Regions from separate parts of the Homo sapiens genome. Here region 2 is linked to region 1. A link is an interaction called in ENCODE POLR2A ChIA-PET data of the cell type or tissue named here. Cell type or tissue: PC-9. All regions are shown on one strand. Region 1 overlaps RABEP1 (rabaptin, RAB GTPase binding effector protein 1). Region 2 has its middle 19 kb from the start of MIS12.

Region 1 (2,500 bases):
AGCTATGTTTAAAGATGTTTAAAAAAAAAATCAGGCTGGGTGCAGTGGCTTATGCCTGTAATCCCAGCACTTTGGGAGGCTGAGGCGGGCAGATCACCTGAGGTCAGGAGTTCGAGACCAGCCTGGCCTGCATGGTAAAACCCCATCTCTACTAAAAGTAAAAAAAAATTAGCTGGGTGTGGTGGCGGGCACCTGTATTCCAGCTACTCGGGAGGCTGAGGCAGGAGAATTGCTTGAAAACCGGGAGGCAGAGGTTGCAGTGAGCCCAGAACGCACCCTGTACTCTAGCCTGGGCAACAAGAGCAAAACTCCATCTCGGGTTTAAAAAAAAAAGAGAGAAAATTTTATTTCACATAAATCACAGTGCAGAATTTAGCACAAAAAAAAGGCAAACAGACCAACTGAACAGAAGATAGTTCTGAAACTAATCTACACAGAGCAATGGGGGAAAGGTGGATCTTTTCACCAAGTCATACAGAAATTGGCTATCCATACTTTTTTTAAAAAAAAGTTTTACCCTTGGCTGGGCACGGTGACTCACGCCTGTAATCCTAGCACTTTGGGAGGCCGAGGCGGATGGATCACAAAGTCAGGAGTTCGAGACCAGCCTGGCCAAGATGGTGAAACCCCGTCTCTACTAAAAATAAAAAATTAGCCGGGCGTGGTGGCGGGTGCCTGTAGTCCCAGCTACTCAGGAGGCTGAGGCAGGAGAATCGCTTGAACCTGGGAGGCAGACGTTGCAGTGAGCCAAGATCGTGCCACTGCACTCTAGCCTGGGCGACACAGCGAGACAAAAAAGTTTTACCCTTATCTACACTGTGTGTGTGTGTGTGTGTGTGTGTGTATCTAAGTTCTAGAGGAATTTTAGATATAAATGTGAATAAAACCTCTATAATATAGGATATCTTCATAACTCCATAGGAAAAGATTCCTTTTTAAAAAGGAGGAAAATCACAAACCATAAAGAAATAATTAATAAATTTGATTTTTTTTTTTCTTTCAGACGGAGTTTCACTCTTGTTGCCCAGGCGGGAGTGCAATGGCATGACCTTGGCTCACTGCAACCTCCGCCTCCCGGGTTCAAGCGATTCTCCTGCCTCAGCCTCCCAAGTGGCTGGGATTACAGGAATGCGCCGAAACACTCGGCTAATTTTGTATTTTTAGTAGAGACAGGGTTTCTCCATGTTGGTCAGGCTGGTCTCAAACTCCTGACCTCAGGTAATCTGCCCGCCTCGGCCTCCCAAAGTGCTGGGATTACAGGTGTGAGCCACCGTGCCCGGCCAAATTTGACTACATTATTAAGGACTTCTGTTCATTAAAAGACACCATTAATGAAGACATAAGCTACTGATGGGCCAGGTGCATGGCTCACACCTAGCACTTTGGGAGGCCGAGGCAAGTGGATCACCTGAGGTCAGGAGTTCAGGACCAGCCTGGCCAACAACGTGAAACCCCATCTCTACTAAAACTACAAAAATTAGCCAGGTGTGGTGGTAAGTGCCTGTAATCCCAGCTACTCAGGAGGCTGAGGCAGGAAAACTGCTTGAACCCGGGAAACAGAGGTTGCAGAGAGCCGAAGTTGCACCACTGCACTCCAGACTGGGTGACAGAGCAAGATTCCATCTCAAAAACAAAACAAAAAATATAAGCTACTGAGTAAAAGACACCTGCAACACCTATCACCAAAAGATTCTAACATTATATAAAGGACACCTAACAAATCAGTTTTTAAAGACCAAAAAAAGTAAAATAAACAGACCACCCAATAAAAAGATGAGGATAAGACTTGAGCAGGAATCTCTCACACACAGAAAATCCCAATGGCCAAGAAACATGAAAAATGCTAAGTAACTTCAGTGGTCATTAGAGAAATGCAAACTAAGCCACAGTGAAATACCATTATACATCCACCGAAATGGCTATAATTAAAATAACAAAATGACATTTTTCCACACCTTGGAACCACAGGAACTCTCATACATTGCTGGTGGAGGTATAAACTGGTATAACCACTCTGGAAAATTATTTGGCATTTTGAACATTTGTACCCAAGCATTCCACCCCTAGTTACATATCCTGCAGAAACATGTCCACCACGCCCTATACAAAAATTTCAAAGGAACATTATTCATAATATCCCAGAACTGGAAACAACTGAAATATCCATCAACATTAGTCTGGATAAATTGCGGTATATCCGTATAATGATATGACTATTCAACAATGAAAATGAACAAACACTCCGTGCATCACGAGTAGGAATAGTACACTGTTGAACGGAGGAACACAGACGCAAAAGAACACAGAACGTATGGCTTCATTTTCTAAAGTTAAAGCACAGGCTAATCTAATGGTGTTACAAGTTAGGACAGTGGCTGCCTGTCGGGAGGGAGTTGTAAGTGCGGGGAAAGTGAGGGCTTCTGGGGTACCAGCTAATATTCTATTGCTTGATCTCAATGGTGGTTACACAGATGTTGGTTCTGGTATGTTTGGTGTATCT
Region 2 (2,500 bases), 140 kb before region 1:
ATAGAGTAATGGAAGGAGAAGAATGATGTTGCTGAATTGGCTGTTTGATGATTTTTTTTTTTTTTTTTGAGACAGACTTTTGTTCTTGTTGCCCAGACTGGAGTGCAATGGTGCCATCTCGGCTCACTGCAACCTCCACCTCTTAAGTTCCAGCGATTCTCCTGCCTCAGCCTCTCGGGTAGCCGTGATTACAGGCGCCCACCCCCATGCCCAGCTAATTTTGTATTTTGAATAGAGACGGGGTTTCACCATGTTGGTCAGGCTGGTCTCGAACTCCTGACCTCAGGCGATCCACCCTCATCCGCCTCCCAAAGTGCTGGGATTACAGACATGAGCCACCACACCTGGCCCTGTTTGATGATTTTTGTTCTATAGGAGCGGCACAAAGAGAAGAGGACAGAACAAAAGTAACCAAATCTATTCTCTCTGAGGAAGATCATATGTAGAGAGCAGAGGTCTGTGTGTGTGAAAGAAAACGGGGAAGAGGATGAAAATGTCCAGAGTGGTGAGCTCTGCTAGGCCCTGGAATGAAGCTGAGATGCTGGAAGCGCTAAGTTCTCTCTAGTGGGAGAAAACCCACTGTGGAAAGCTAATCATTTGATGTAGAACCTCACCAACGACCAGGAAGAAGCAATCAGTGCCCAGCTAGGCTAAACTGGGCCTGCGATAGGGTGTGAGTAGGGCCAGCTTCCTGGAAGTGCAACCTGTGCAATGGCAGTAGGCCCCCATGCTTGGGGTTTAATGCGTGGCAGTCAGTGCCTTGAAACTCTTAATAATTGTATCTTTGAATTTGTGCTTTGTAAGTGAAGTTTGATGGGACCTGGAGCATGCATAGGGGCAGGAAGGGAGGGTAGGGGGGCTTGGAGCCACAGCTCATGTGGAATCCCACCTGCCAGGTGCCACCTCACAGCGCCCAGACAGGTTCTTAGCTTCCCACTGTCTGCCCCGTGGAGCCCCAGGCTTTACTCAGCCTCCCCTTCTCTGCCTTGCTCAGCAACCATTGCTACCCCTAACCCCAGCAGGGGATTGAGTGGAGCACGGGGATGATCAGCATTGGATGTGAGCTCCCAGAAGCCTCTCAGGGTGGGGCAGGCAGCTGACCCTGCATTGGGCTAGAAGTGCCACAGCACCTTCAGCAGGTGACTAGGCTTATCCAGGCACATCCTAGTGTAGAGGTTGCAATACACTTGCAGGTTTCCCATCAACTGTGGGTTTGGGTAGAGGACCTGTGGAAAGGGGAGATTCCTGGCTTGACTTCCCTTCTCCCAGCCAGGGCACGCATATAAATTAGAAGTTGGCAGGAGAGGAATTCGGCAGCCATGGTTTCCAGGATAACAAATAGCTATAGCCCAGGCAGCAGAGATTCCCAGAAGGTCCTTCTCTCCCACCCACCCACTGACACATACACCCCACCACCACCACCACCACCAAAGCCTGTTTCCTCAGCTGGGCATGAACACTTCGAGCTAAAAGTGGCCTTTGTGAATTTTGCCTCTTGCTCTGTGTACACATTCTAAAGGGAACAAGTCTGTTTTGCTGCAGGGTGAGGCCCAGAATGCGGCCTGGGAAAGGCTAACAGGGCACAGTCTTTGATGGTGAGCAAGCCTGGGGTGGGTAGCTGAGGGGATTGGGAGGTATACCTCTTACCCTTGGGTCAGAGAGATGTGGGTTAGAACCCCAGCAGTCAGTGTTTTATTCTATTCTATTCTATTCTATTCTATTCTAATTTTTTTGAGACAGAGTCTCAGTCTATCACCCAGGCTGGTGTGCAGTGGTGTGATCTCAGCTCACTGCAACCTCCGCCTCCTGGGTTCAAGCGATTCTCGTGCCTCAGCCTCCCAAGTAGCTGGGATTACAGGCATGTGCCACTATGCCCGGCTAATTTTTGTATTCTTAGTAGAGAGGGGGTTTTGCCATGTTGGCCAGACTGGTCTCGAACTCCTGACCTCAGGTGATCCACCTACCTCAGCCTCCCAAAGTGCTGGGATTACAGATGTGAGCCACCACACCCGGCCCCCAGCAGTCAGTATTAGTGGCAGATTTTAGATTCCTTCACCTCTCAGCCTCAGTTTCCTCATTGGAACATTGGAGAAAATACTGGTGCCTAATTTAGGGGGTCATGAAAATTAAGTGAGACCATCTCTGCAGAAATGTTGAGCACAGTTCCCAGCACACAGTCGGTGGCCAGTGATTGGCTGCTGCTGCTGCTGCTGCTATCATCCATGTGTGTCCTAGGATTCCTCATAGAGGGGGTCACCAACATGATCAACTGGCCATTGTCCAGATCCAGGCTTTGGCCTGGCAGACTCAAATCTCTGATTCCTATTGACTCAGACAGTGTATCTTTCTTCCAGAGGCAAATACCCCTAAATGGATGAAGGAAACCTATCAAAGTATAGCACCGGAGAAAAGATCCCCCTAGAAGAGGCCTCTCTCACCTCTGAGAGGGGTATGTACTCTGGGCAGGTCCCAGAAGCAGGAGCTAAAGGTAGCCTTTGTC

What was found. Peaks named below come from ENCODE experiments on the same cell type or tissue, not always from the same donor. Only the 100,000 strongest peaks of a DNase experiment are listed, where the experiment ranks them.
Region 2: POLR2A ChIA-PET joins it to region 1 with 5 read pairs; 2 of 35 experiments call an interaction of 5 or more read pairs at or near these places.

The regions. Positions count from the first base shown.
Region 1 is chr17:5,365,590-5,368,089 of GRCh38, reverse strand. The region is part of intron 11 of RABEP1 (rabaptin, RAB GTPase binding effector protein 1); the gene reads right to left. Among named protein-coding and RNA genes, the nearest start is that of NUP88, 53 kb to the left of the region's middle. In PC-9, no CTCF peak of the experiment used is centred here; no DNase peak of the experiment used is centred here; H3K27ac peaks cover 747 bases.
Region 2 is chr17:5,503,853-5,506,352 of GRCh38, reverse strand. It overlaps a transcript of NLRP1 not described here. Among named protein-coding and RNA genes, the nearest start is that of MIS12, 19 kb to the right of the region's middle. In PC-9, no CTCF peak of the experiment used is centred here; no DNase peak of the experiment used is centred here.